3 separate regions of the Homo sapiens genome follow, and all the other regions are linked to region 1. Evidence: chromatin contacts called from ENCODE Hi-C or POLR2A ChIA-PET data. All regions are on one chromosome and are shown on one strand. The core of a region is the stretch at or near the end of the contact, and the rest is flanking DNA. Distances in the headings are between cores, read along the strand shown.

Region 1 (4,619 bases), core at 1,559-4,058:
TGTTTGCTGGTTGGCTGGTTTGGTTTCTTTTTTGAGATGGAGTCTTGCTCTGTCGCCCAGGCTGGAGTGGAGTGCAGTAGCATGATCTCAGCTCACTGCAAGCTCCACATCCCAGGTTCACACGATTCTCCTGCCTCAGCCTCCTGAGTAGCTGGGACTACAGGTGCCCGCCACCAAGCCTGACTAATTTTTTTTTTTTTTGTATTTTTAGTAGAGACAGGGTTTTACCGTGTTAGCCAGGATGGTCTCAATCTCCTGACCTCATGATCCACCCACCTCAGCCTCCCAAAGTGCTGGGATTACAGGTGTGAGCCACCGCGCCTGGCCAGTTTGGTTTCTTTTGTCAACTAAAAATGAAATGCAGGCCTTCTAAACTGACGCTGGATGTGGAAGCCCACTGACAGGTGGGTTCCTTCCCTCTCCCCATCTAAAACCTCCCATCCATCCATGATGCCTGTCCTTCCAACCTCATGAGGTGGCTTTGGAGAAGAAATGAGGTCATTTAAAGCATTACAACAAAACAAGGGAGTTTTTGTTTGGTTTGGGATTTGGTTGGTTTTTCCCTTGTTTTAAGTCATGACACTGAGCAGTATTGCCTCTCTTTCAATGGGTAAGGTAAGCACTTAATTCTGTAGTTCTAACTGAGGAATATGAAGGCCTGAGCTGGGATGTTGCTGAGCATGTGTGTCTCACATGTATGTGTGTGCACGTGCACACACACACACACTCTTACACAATTAGCCAGACAGACTTCCAACATGCCCCTCCATCATCACCCAGGTAAGACAAGTGAAGGGAGAATTCAGAGACAAGAGATTTTCCTTGCTCTTGTGACCCTATTGGCAGAAACACTGGAGGCCTAGACATTTCCACAGCTCCAGTGGTCCCACTGCTTGAGGTGAAAGTAGGAGAGAAGAGGAGAGGAGATTTGGCCTTCACCTCCCATGCCCCTGGGAAGTAGGGCAGTCAGAGGCAGCTCATCTGGAAACTGAGCCTTTGTGAAGTCCAGCTACAGCCTTGGAGATGCTGGTGGAACATACCCACAGCCATGCTCTGATTCTTCACAGCTGCCACAGCTAACCATTGCTTTTGCTCAGTGAAGACCTCACATGGAGAAGGAGCAGAATGTCAAGCCTCAAGTGTTTGTTTCTTTTTTTTTTTTTTTGAGACAGAGTCTCGCTCTGTCGCCCAGGCTGGAGTGCAGTGGAGCGATCTCAGCTCACTGCAACCTCTGCCTCCGGGGTTCACGCCATTCTCCTGTCTCAGCCTCCCGAGTAGCTGGGATTACAGGCACCCACCACCATGCCTGGCCAATTTTTGTATAGTAGAGATGGGGTTTCACCATGTTGGCCAAGCTGGTCTTAAAATCCTGACCTCAGGTGATCCGCCCACCTTGGCCTCCCAAAGTGCTCAGATTACAGGCGTGAGCTACCATGCCCAGCCTGTTTCGATGTTTTTTATAGATTCCCCCCGCCACACCCACAAGCTGCCATTGCCTTTAGGTAGGACAAATGTCCTCTCTTCTCACTTATCTTAGACAATTCCTTAAATCCATCCCTCTACTTTGACTAAAATATAAGCTAAGTCTGGAAAAGCTCAGGCCAGGAAGCTGTGTAAGTGATATCATAAATGTTCTACTCATGGATATAAATGTCTTAGGGCTTTGTCCCCTTCCAGCAAAAGTCAGGCCATTCTGTGGAAAGAAAGGTTAAATGAAGTGAAAATTAGTGACTAAAATGTTCCTCTTTCTTTAGTGAGAAAAAGCAAATCTGCATTTAGCAGCTTTTCTGCTGTCCCAACTCCAGGTATTTAACTGGAGCTAACCACTTTTGAAGTGAAGAGAAAAAGGGAGAGAAGTGAACCCAAGGATGGGAAAGGAGACAGGGCGAGACACCAGAAGGATGGCTGAGCCTGTTATGCCCAAAGCACCCTCATTCTAGAGCTGCATCTACGGGACTGGTAGTTCTCCTTAAGAGAGAGAGAACCACCGTTGAATTATTTGTAGGGACAGGGCAGAGATCACCCACTCCCACCACATCCACACAAGGGGGAGAAAGTCCCAATGTCTGAAAAACAAAAACTTATAAATAGGGAAGTGTCTGAGGCTAAGAAAACCAGCAGACACCTGACAATTTTCCTTACGCAAATCTCAACTAGTATACCAAAACAAGTGACTAAAGCTGGCATCACTTATGAAGAAGTTGACCTCTGTTTTCTACAGTCAGATGACTAGAGTCAGAGTCTTAAAAAACAGGAAGTGCCAGATGTAGTATCAAATGACCCAGACAGTGAAAAGTAAGGCAGAAAACTAAATTGGAAGACAGGAAGTCACAATCACACCACAAACAATACAGATATTTGTCTGAGATATGCTTGGCGGGGTGCCTTATCACGGCCAGAAAATGGAGGAGCACGGCCGAGATGTTTAGCAGAGGCCAGGCCACCAGCAAGGGCCAAACTGACACCCTCCTGGAAACCTCTTCTCTGCAGCTGAGAAAAACTTCAGGGCTTATATTGCTGGATGAAAGTGCCATTTGCAGGCTTAAGGCCAAATACCATTACTAAGCCCTGGGATTTAGCTCCTGAAAGAAAATCTCTGGCCCTCCCCCACCCCACCTCCTCCTTGCCCATCGTAAGAGTAGTGGCCCTCTAGTGTTTCTGGCAATGATTCCTCCTCCAGGTAACAGCATGTTCACCTTGCCCACCCCTCCCCTACTCTCAGTCTCCACTCAGCTGATTTGAGTTGGCCCATGATGCTGACAGCAAACCCCTGGTCATACTGACTGATTCAGGAGTTACCCTTTTGGAGCCCACAAACATGACTCCTGAGATTCTGCTGGAACTATTGGGAAATATAAGCTGTTCATCAACTGGAATTACTAATCTGGTAGCACAAAATCTTAACAGCTGCCAGAAGCTACCATGTGGACAGAACCTGCTGGGGAATTAAAACCAACACAAAGGAAAGCAGCACAATTAACACAGAGAAAAAAAAGAGACTTTGTCTTTAGGATTTGATTCCAAACTCCTGGATCCATCTTTACCTGAAGCTAGGCCACACTGCTGGATGTTTCAGCAGTGAGTCCAATCATCTCTTCTGATGGTTTCAGCTGGGAATCTGTTCAAAGAGTTATAATACAGTAAGCAAAGGGTCTAGTTTCTGGTCTTTATGAGGTATTCAGCAGGACCCTCTCTCCTCTTCATTTGTACTGATTGTCTGCAACTATATTCACCATGAGCCTTAAGCGAAACTTCTTTGTCTCTCTGAATCTTTTCTCCTCTGGGATAAAGAGGTTCAACCAGAACAGGACTCTAAGGTCCTATGCTGAAATGATGATTCCAGAACTTCGTGATATTCTCCTGAAATGTTTCAGATCCATTAAAGCTCAGAATACACTCAACTTTACATTCCAGTGAATGATTTCTATACCTTTTCTATATAGCCCAGAGGGTCAGTATTTGCCTGGACACTTTTTCAATATTACAGAAAACAAGTAAGAAAAATATAAGTTATCTGGAAAATATTGGTTGAGGAAAGTTCTTCAACTAAACATTACCTATGACTCTCTTCTCTAAAATCGAGGTGGCCAAAAGCCACAGGTATCGGAGATGTAAAAGTACTGCCCGTTTCTGCCACCCAAGATTTCTGTGGTCCCTGGGTAGGTGGTAGACTGCTAGTACCACAGACAATATGTGAAGGCACAGTCCTCAGGAAAATACAAGTTCCTTTAAAAAAATTTTTTTGAGACTGTGTCTTGCTCTGTCACCCAGGCTGGAGTGCAGTGGTGGGATCACAGCACTGCAACCTCAAAGTTCCTAAATTTAATTGTACACCTTTTTGATGAACTTTTTATTATCCAAAATTATTTAGGCTGTAAGTGACAAAAACACCAGCTCAAAATGGTTCAGACAAAAAAGCTTATTAATTTGGCTTGTGTAATTTTTTAAACGATCCACATTCAGGTACCCAGGTGCTCAAACACTGTCTTCAGGAACATGTCTCTCTCCCTCTGCCTCTTGGTTTTACTTTATTCTCTGGGCAAGCTCTTCTTATTTATTCATGTAGATAATCTACCAGCAGCTCCAACTTTATACCCTACCAAGTTAGCAGCCCCAGAGGAAAGCAAGCACCTCTTTGTCAATAGTTACATAAAAAACCCCAGAGCTAATACCCATCGGTCCAGCTTGACTTATATGTGTCCATCTCTGAAACAAGCACTATGATGCCAACTGGCCGGACCTAGGTCACACACATATGCCAGTACTCCAGAGGGTGGGGTCAGCTCTATCTGGCCCACACATTGGCTAAGGCTGAGGAAGGGATGCTGACCCCAAGGAAAACTAGAATGCTGCTTCTAAAGGAAGGGGAAATGGATGTGTGGCAGGGAAAAAACAAACACTGCACAGCTCTTGAGCCAAATACAAAAGGCCCAGCCTGGGGTGCAGTATGTTTCCTTCTAAATGGAGGCATCATTCTTTTCTCAAATGGGAGTAAAAAGCCCTATAGAGGGGTAGTGAAGAAGACACAGGAGGTCAGCTCCGTGGGCTGGAATTGAGGGTCAACACAGGCATTTGTCCCATGTGAAACAGCAACCAGTGCTTTGCAGGGCTGTGGAAAA
Region 2 (4,619 bases), core at 1,417-3,916, 420 kb after region 1:
CCCTGGAGACTGCACTAATCCCTGAAGGCGGATCCCTCATGACCCAAATGCCTCTTAAAAGTCCATAACCTCTCAATAATGTTACACTGGCAATTAAATTTCAACATGAGTTTTTGTAGGGACAAACCACATCCAAACCATAGCACACCTGGACCCCATCCCAGCAATGGGTTGGCTCCACAGGGCCCCTGAAGTTTATCCATAGATACCATTTAATAATGCTTATCTGAACTCACCTTTGATGGCATAACAATTTCTGTTCTTAGATCCCACCTCTCTCTAAGTGGTTAAAATTGTACCTTTTCTGTTTATGCGTATTTTACCACAATTTTAAAAATATTCCACCCCTTTCTGATCTTTGAGTTCTTCTAAATCAATTGTTCCCAAAGTTGTGGTCCCCAGACCAGCAGCATCAACATTAGCATCACCTGGGAGCTCATTAGAAATGCATATTCTTGAGCCCTACTTGAGACCTACTGCATCAGACACTCTTGGGGTGGGACCAGCAACCTGTGTTTTAACAAGCTCTACAGATGATTTTGATTCACCTTGAAGTTTGAGAACCACTTTTAAGTAATAAGTAAGTAGAATTCACTTCTAAGCTTTTAAAGTCGTTAGCCCATGGTATTTTCCAAAGGGGCTTGGAACCACTGCTTGGAGTTTGGGTGTGTCGTATGAGCGAGGAAAACTGTTGATTTCAGACTTGCATGTTCTTAGTTGGCATTTACATAGAGTTAATTCAATTTCTTCTCTTACAGCCATAAATAAAGACCAAGTGCTCACCATTGGGTTTGATATTAATGAGTTTCTGAGTTGTTCATCAAGTTCCAAGAAAAGGTAATGTCAGGTTGCCTATTGAACTATCAATAACTGATATTTGTAGAATACTCTGTTTCTTTTACATGTATAATCTTATAGGACTGTTGTCATCAACTCTTGGGCCACCAAGTTGTTTATTGCCATTCAATTGATGAGAAACAAAGACTCAGAAAGAAAGTAGGGAGTCTCTTACTGAGTGGGACTCACGAGGTTCTGCTTTCTCATCTGTCAGTTCGCCCAACTGTGCGCAACTAGCATGATGGCTCACACCTGTAATCCCAGCACTCTGGTAGGCAAAGGTGGGAAGATTGCTTGAGTCCAGGAGTTCAAGACTGGGCTGGGCAACATGGTGAAACTCTGTCTCTACAAAAAATTACAAAAATACAAAAATTAGCCAGGCATAGTGGTGCATGCCTATGGTCCCAGCTACTTGGGAGACTGAGGTCAGAGGATCGCTTGAGCCCAGGAGGCAGAAGGTGCTGTGAGCCGAGATTGTGCCACTGCACCAGCTAGGATTTGAACTCCTGCCTTCTAGTTTAAGATCTTGCTGGAGACAGTGTGAGCTTGTGGAAGAGTGGCCAGGTTAAAGATAGATCTGACCATCCCACTGAAGTTACATGATGAGTAAGAGAAATGGGTTCTCTGTGCCCATTTCCTCAATATGAAGGGTGAAACATCCTCCCTGGAAGGAGACAGCATAGACAGGAAAGCCAGCTGTTGCTGCAAGCCAGATGCCTAACTTGACAACATTCTAGGGACAGAGGTTTGAATCTATGGTGGGGTTGTAAATAATATCTTACTGAGTGACTCAAGTGCCAAAGTTTGCAAATGATATGCTTTAAAAAATTAGAGCAGATTGCCGGGCACGGTGGCTCACGCCTGTAATCCCAGAACTTTGGGAGGCTGAGGCGGGTGGATCACGAGGTCAGGAGATCGAGACCATCCTGGCTAACACAGTGAAACCCCGTCTCTACTAAAAATACAAAAAAATTAGCCGGGCATGGTGGCGGGCGCCTGTATTCCCAGCTACTCGGGAGGCTGAGGCAGGAGAATGGTGTGAACCCTGGAGGCAGAGCTTGCAGTGAGCTGAGATCGCGCCATTGCACTCCAGCCTGGGTGATGGAGCGAGACTCCATCTCCAAAAAAAAAAAAAATTAGAGCAGGTTTTGAGGTTGTGCCCATAATTACATTGCTTTCATGCACGCATATCCCAATACGCTCTTGAGTGAATGAGAAAAGAATGGCATGGTAGCCAGCACTGGGAATTGCCCAGAACCTCAGCGCTCCTGGAGGGATGTTACATGCATGAAGTTCATGCACCATCCCTTAGGGTGGGACAAAAGCTGGAGACAATAATTGACTTCCAGACCTTCAACTAGAGTTCTCTTTGTCACTCACCTCTGATATTTCCAGTGCAGCCCTGTTCAGGGTCATTCAGTGCCAACACCTCTTTGTACCTTTCCTCTTCCAGTACTTGACTGTCCTGAGCCATATCCTCCTTCTATTGTTCCATCCTCTCAATCCACTTCAAATCAGCAGTTCAGATCAACAGACCCGCAGCAGCAGCTGTACCTCAGGCTTTGTGTGGCAGTGTAGACTTGCAATAGACAGACATGGGTTACCACTGCTTCCTGACCACACTTGGAGTCAGCCAAGAAGGACTGGCTGTGGCTTCACAAAAGAAAACTCAAGAAGCCGTAATAAAATGGGTTCCCTGAAAAGCCAGTGATTACAAGTGACACCAGCTCGGAGATTCTCTCAGCGCTTGGTGGTGCTTTGCCTGAAGGGGAGGGCCAACACAGGCTTACATTAAACGGACAGCCAGGGGCCCCTACTCAGGAGGATGTGGTTGGAGAACCCGCTGAATGCAGGGGCGGTGGGTGGGGAGTGATTCAGAAATGACTAACGTAGTTTTCTCCTTCAGAATTCTAGACCTTATAGGGGAGACAGAGCGGCCCCTGAACAACTCTCACATGAGAATGTGGCAGGAGACACACAGCACTGCACCCTAAAAAAGGGAGAACTTAGGAGCCCTGGGTGTGGAGCCTGAGGTGCCGTCATGTGCTAAATCCCTCTCCATGGCCGGCAAACCCAGGGTTCCCAGCTCCAAGCCTGTACAGCAAGTTCTGTTTCATCCCAGGGCAGTTTATTTGTTTCCTTAAAACTCTTCATGCAATCCAGGAGGACAGTCAGGGCCAGGAGGGCTGGGTAAGAGCGAGGTTCGGAGCAGCGGACGCTGTGTTTATGGGCACCGTGGATACGCAGAGGCTGAGCACCGAGGGGACGCGACACATCCCCAGCTGCGATCCACAGTCGCATATGTTTTGGGATCATCTACGAAGGAAAGGATCATTTCCCTTTCCCCCTAATCTAGCAAATGTCAGGGAGTTGATGCTGAGTGAAACAGAAGGCTCTTAGGTTCGGAAGACGCCTCCTGCTGGGTGACCCGGCCCCAGGCTTCGCTTTTTGAGAGGAAGATCCCTGTGCAGTGTTCCTGTCACTTCTCCCAGTTCTGCGCTGTGGGCCAGCCTGGTATAGGTGCCATCGGCTCTCCACACGATGGCTGTGTGACAGGGAGATGCTCTTGTACTCCACGTCCTTTTCCCCAGGCATGTGCCACACTCCTCAAGGCCGACCTCTGCTGGCTGTAATTTGCAGCATGCATGCTTTCCTGCCTGCATGACATGACTCAATTTAGAAGTTGGCAATCACAATTGAAAAAAAAGAAAGAAAAAAGAGGAAAGGAGAGTGGGAGGGAGGAAAATGGACTAGAATAAAATAGAAAAATCAGACCACATTTTGTATAAATGCAGCATGCACTTTTATGTGATGTTTTATTTCATATGCATATACATATGTACATGCATATACATGCACATAAACATGTATGTGTATGAGGTTAAAAGCACAGAATCTGCTCCACCACCTGCAAGCTGTGTGCAAGGAGAAGTTACTCATAATCACCAGGAATCCAGGCTCCTTTGTTGTTGCTTTGTCACCTTTAACAAGGTTTCTACCTCATGGTTCAGGATGGATGCTTGAGCTCCTGCCATTATGTCAGAAATCCAAGCAGCATGAAGAAAGGAAGCAGTAGCCAGGACTGATATTCAACTGGTCCACATCAGTGTACTTCTGTACCAGCTGATAAATAGCTGCTGGCTCCCTGAAATCAGGAAGTTTTCCATTTCTTTTTCTTTTTTTAGACGGAGTTTCACTCTTGTTGCCCAGGCTGGAGTGCAATGGCGTGATCTCAGCTCACCACAACCTCTGCCTCCCGGGTTCAAGTGATTCTCCTGCTTCAGCCTCCTGAGTAGCTGGGATTACAGGCCCCCACCACCACGCCTGGCTAATTTTGTATTTTTAGTAGAGACGGGGTTTCCCCATGTTGGTCAGTCTGGTCTCGAACTTCTGACCTCGTGATCCACCTGCCTCGGCCTCCCAAAGTGCTGGGATTACAGGCATGAGCCACCACACCCAGCCCCCGTTTCTTTTAGTCTCAGTTTCCTCCTGTGTAGGATGAGGATAAATCATTGTAGTACCCATCTCATAAATTTGTTGGGAAAATTAAATGAGATAATACACATCCATTCTTATTACAGTGGCCAGCGCAGAATCAAGGCTCAATAAATTGGAGTCATTGTTATTATTAGCTATGTTTTACAAATAATGAATTATAAGAAGAATAAAGTATGGTACTAACACTGAAGACAATATTCAAGGGCAATCTAATACAGAGAACAGTAGCATTGTTCCTGTTTTAACCATGAAAGAGCAAGAATCACTCACCTCAGAAGGGGTAA
Region 3 (4,619 bases), core at 1,150-3,649, 280 kb after region 1:
GCTTGAACCCGGGGGGCGGAGGTTGCAGTGAGCTGAGGTAGCGCCATTGGACTCCAGCCTGGGCAACAAGAGCAAAACTCCATCTCAAAAAAAAAAAAAAGTCATTAATAGTTAACATTAATTGGGCTCCGTCTCAACTTTAAACATATTATAAAATCCTTATGATTATGAAAGAAAACCTCATGACTCTTACCGTCTCCATTTTCCAGATGAAGAACTGAGATATAAAGTGGTTTAATAATTTTCCCACAGGCCCCTTCATAGGAAGTGATAGGATATGATACCAGGCCTTTTGATTTCAAAGCTTTTACTTTTTTTTCTACCAGACACACTAATTGTTACCCCCTAGTGCCGACCCATAGACTTATCCTGTGCTCACCCTTTGTAAGTCCTTTAGAGTTCTCCATTCTTTCTCCAGGGTCTTTGTGTAGCACTGAAATTATCACTGGACAGCTTTGTGAGGCAGCTAGGTTGGTGCTGCTTCTGTCTGGACTATTAGAGTAGCTAATACACTCTGACTACATTATGGCTTAGCCTAGCACTGTCGTGTGCACATTACCTTCCATTTCACAGTAACATACTTTTCTAAGTGGGGTAACGTGGCTGTGGTTTCAGTAGTAGTTCCTAGGAAAATGTTATTTTTATTCATCTGCAAGTTTCTCTGTGGTAATAACCTTTGTCCTTCCAATATTTTAAAACTCCTTTGAATTTGTTTCCTGTATTAATACAACTTCGTTTTTTAGGATTTTACTTTGTGACTGGATCATCCTCCAAAGCAAAAGGGAAAATTAAGAGTGTTTTTTAGTGGTTAAAAACCTGCCAATCATATATGACTCTAAAGTCAATAGATTATGTCTGTGTTGACACTTTGTTTGCAACCTGTCTTTTTTAACTTGTGATTGCTATCTGATTTGCATTTCAAAATACTGTATGTTGAAAGTAGTAACTGTAAGTCTGCTTGCATTTTTGCTTTCCTTTTTCTTTCTTCTTTTGGTTAAGGCCCATTCTAAATGTAAAATATAATGCTCAGTTTAAAAAACAAAATCTTGTGATGTTTTACAAAACAATCTGATGTGTAAAGTGGTCTTGGAGAGATTAACCCATTTTTTATGAAGAAGTAATTTCCCAGAATTTGATCAGAGACTTAAGAAGGATCTGCTTTGGAGGAAAAAGGGATGTCACAAGGATACATAATAACGAAATATATTATGAATAATGTTTTTCAGAAGGTTAAGAATAAGGAGTAACAGTTCTTTATCAAAGAAGAAGGAATAAAGAGGCCCAGGATATGTAAAAATAAAACTGGTTATAGGGCTTGAAGAAAATGATCTTTAATAGACAATATAAGTTATTTGGAGTAAAAAAAAATGCGAGACTCATAAAATATGAAGGACTAGGAAGGTGATAAAGGAAAAATGAAGAACGTAGAACATGAAAGGCACTAGCCTGTCAATTTAAATGCTCTTTAAAATGTACTTTGGTAGGAAGAAACTCTGTAGATGGACCACCCCATAGTGTTTGTGTCCTTGTTTTTAAGCACTGTGTTAGCACTTTTGTGGTTGCAGTATTGAAACTTCCATAGTAGTACAGTGCCTTTGCATGTGGAATATACTAACTATTGAATGAATGTTGAAAGTGATCTCAAGTTACTTGAAATTTGTTTAATAAATCAATGCAATGACAAAATAATTTTCTTGATTTAGAAGTTTTTTTGAAATTGGTGATTTGCCTGTGTTCTTATAACAAGTTGAAAGCATTTCTTGTTACTCATCATAGGAACTTGAGTTTCTTTAAGGGTTGTCAGTTGAGTGTGAGTATTTTGTCTGTGGAAGCCAAATGGATAGTATACACATGCATGCGTGCCTGATGAGTATAGTAAATTTTGGCCCACTTTTAAAGTAGAGAGCATTTTCCTTCTTTGTAAAACCTGAAGTTGCGTGTCCTTAATACATTTGTGTTCTTTCTGTCTTTTTCAGGGAAACAGTGCTTCTTAGTCCTACGTCAGCAGCAGTTTAATGTCCAGGCTCTTGTGGCGGTGGGAGACCATGCAAGCAAGCAGATGGTTAAATTTGCTGCCAAGTAAGTAAGCAATTATATCCTGTTGTCAGAATAAACAATGGTGGGAACCAAGACTCCCAGGGGTTTGGACCATTTTCATACATTAACATCAATGCTTCGTTTGTTTAAAAATGTAGTTATTTAAATTGTCAGTTCAGTGTTGCTGAATACATTAAACTTACAAAAGAGAAAATATGGAGCACAGGCTTGAAATTCATTTGGAACTGCTGAAGCAGCACTCTCTACAGACAAGTCACATTTACTTTCAAGTAGAGTAACAAAAAGCCTGGCAGCCTCAACATAGCAGAGCAACTTTATTTTGTTGTGTTTGTTGAGCTTCATTTCCTCCCTCCTTCCCTCCCTCCCCCAGTTTGAGATTTGCATGTTGAGCAACAAGTTTTCTAACCAAAAAATAAAAGTATATAAAATAAAAGAATGTAGTTTGGCAAATGATTGCCTCCAGAAGGAAGTAAAACAAATGTTTTACAACTTTTAGCTTTGACACCAAAAGGGTTTAGGAGAAAAAAGGTAAAACTTGCTTTTTCCTCCTGTAAAAGTCTGGGCTGTCTGGCTCAGAGTTCCCGTAGAAGCAGCACATTGTTTTGTTCAGCTTGCAGGAGGCAGATATAGAGATAGAAGTGTGGTTGTGTGTGCAGTGGCTCTAAGGTGATGAGAGCTGTTTTACTTGGTAGTGGTGATGTGGCTAATTTTGTTTCATGTTTTTTTTCAATTTCATCAGAATTTTATTTCCATGATAATGATCTCAGAAAACATGAGAAAATGGATGGTCTTTGTGTTTTAAGTAATAAAGTAATTTCATAGTGTGTAAGTGTTTTTTAAAAGAAAGAATTCAATCAGAGTAAATGATATATTTTTTCTATTGATTTTTTTAAATGTTTGCTTTTTAGATGCATGCTTTCTAAGAATGAGTTAATACAGATGGAATTATGAATTTTAGAATTGGAAAGAAACTTAAAAATTATCTAATTCAATATCGTAATTTAGCTTTCAGCCCTCCCTGACCCTCTAGCACAATGTTATACATATAAAGGATGCTCAGCAGCTGGTTTTGGTTTAGATATTTATCAAATTACGTCATAGTAATACCTGCACTCGGATTTAAGAACTTAAGTGCCATGAATTGTATCGATTCATTGATGAGATCAGTAGTATTTTAATACTACTAATACAGTAGCCCCACCTCTCCCTATCTCCCAGTGCTGCCCAGAGATGACCACTTTTCTTCTACGTGTGTCTTCTGGTAATTAGGTTTGCTTGTTTCGTCTCCTGGTTAGAGTGTGTGCTTGTGGGGTGCATTTGTCTTCCAACCTTTTAAGGTTAGTGTGTATCCTATGAAGTCAAACATAAATGAGCTTGGTCCCTAGAAATTTTATCTGCACAGAGAACCTTCTATAAAAGAAAAAAAGATGGTCCTGGAAACCGCAGACATAGATGCTAAATTCTATTAAATATACTGAAAAATACTGGAAAAAAGTCAACCTCAAATCAACAAACAACTTTTGTATAATAATTTGGTTTTGAAAACTAATACATGAAGCCGACAGTTACATAGAGAATATATTTTTCCATTAAACTGCATTATAACCTCGGCGTTACATTCCTAAAGCTTCCAGTGGAAAAGCCTTTTGAAAATCCCAGTTACCCATAATATTCAGTGAGAGGCATTCTACTGACAAGTGGACGGTTAATCCATGTGATGTGTTTAGAAGCAGACACGTTAAAGTACTCCGCAAATAAGTTATTCCTATTATTTTGGATCTTCTCAGAAACTCCTGGGACTTGACTAAATAACAGCGATTGACTATATCAGATGTCAACCATAGCTTAATAGCTAAAAGAGCTACTTTCAAATGGTCTCCCAAACAGAACTTAGTTCACTAATGCCCTCATAAAATTAAAGAACATCTTTTTATCATTATTTTATTAAAGGCTTTCATCCAAATGGGATGATATACGGGCGATCTTTTTTTTTTTTTTTTTTTTTTTTTTTTTTTTTTTTTTTTTGAGACGGAGTTTCACTCTTGTTGCCCAGGCTGGAGTGCAATGGCGTGGTCTCCGCTCATCGCAACCTCCTACCCGGTTCAAGCAATTCTCCTGCCTCAGCCTCCCCAGTAGCTGGGATTACAGGCATATGCCACCACCATGCCCAGCTACTTTTGTATTTTTAGTAGAGACGAGGTTTCTCCATGTTGGTCAGGCTGGTCTTGAACTCCCAACCTCAGGTGATCCGCCCGCCTCAGCTGTTCAAAGTGCTGGGATTACAGGCATGAGCCACCGCAGCCGGCCATGGGTGATCTTTCTTTTAGACAAGGGAAGAATATAGGTAATTTAGCCTAGATTTTTTAATTCCTGAAGTGGAACTCCATAAGGATCTAGATGCAGTTCAGGCTTAACTAAATTGTGACTTGATTTTTTTTTTTTTAAGCAAAGGACATGCAGCTATTTTTAGTCCCTTTAAAAAATGGACTTTATATAAAGTAGCAATGTGTAGGAAAAGGTTGAGCTGTTCCAAATTATAAACCTTGTCACTGGTTATATGT

What was found. Hi-C counts contacts between places; a loop is a spot of excess contacts on that map. ChIA-PET counts read pairs that join two places held with the same protein, here RNA polymerase II (POLR2A). Pooled maps may share reads with other maps.
Region 2: a pooled map shows a loop between it and region 1 (3-fold over the local background). The contact joins the promoter of LCT-AS1 here to the enhancer-like site in region 1. A Hi-C loop is called at or near these places in 1 of 37 single-sample maps with no recorded cell type and 4 of 50 pooled maps. POLR2A ChIA-PET finds 5 or more read pairs at or near these places in 1 of 52 experiments (H1).
Region 3: a pooled map shows a loop between it and region 1 (4-fold over the local background). The contact joins two enhancer-like sites. A Hi-C loop is called at or near these places in 6 of 50 pooled maps. POLR2A ChIA-PET finds 5 or more read pairs at or near these places in 5 of 52 experiments (CD4-positive, alpha-beta T cell, CD4-positive, alpha-beta memory T cell, OCI-LY7 and 2 more).

Annotation. Positions count from the first base shown.
Region 1 is chr2:136,236,585-136,241,203 of GRCh38, reverse strand. No RefSeq gene overlaps it. Among named protein-coding and RNA genes, the nearest start is that of CXCR4, 120 kb to the right of the region's middle. RefSeq lists enhancers at 1,966-2,035, 4,265-4,619. Within about 2 kb of position 2,808, at least 17 of the 41 ENCODE cell types and tissues checked have a DNase peak (open chromatin) inside an H3K27ac peak, as active enhancers do; they include CD4-positive, alpha-beta T cell, where a contact is called at or near this core.
Region 2 is chr2:135,818,238-135,822,856 of GRCh38, reverse strand. It overlaps LCT-AS1 (LCT antisense RNA 1), which reads right to left and starts at 2,666. Exons shown (of 2, transcript NR_045486.1): 1 at 2,218-2,666; 2 at 1-1,182. It overlaps LCT (lactase), which reads left to right. Exons shown (of 17, transcript NM_002299.4): 5 at 759-837. RefSeq lists an enhancer at 4,268-4,619.
Region 3 is chr2:135,958,856-135,963,474 of GRCh38, reverse strand. DARS1 (aspartyl-tRNA synthetase 1) reads left to right here. Exons shown (of 16, transcript NM_001349.4): 4 at 1,977-2,079. Among named protein-coding and RNA genes, the nearest start is that of DARS1-AS1, 24 kb to the left of the region's middle. RefSeq lists an enhancer at 2,013-2,514 and a silencer at 2,550-2,750. Within about 2 kb of position 2,399, at least 6 of the 41 ENCODE cell types and tissues checked have a DNase peak (open chromatin) inside an H3K27ac peak, as active enhancers do; they include CD4-positive, alpha-beta T cell, where a contact is called at or near this core.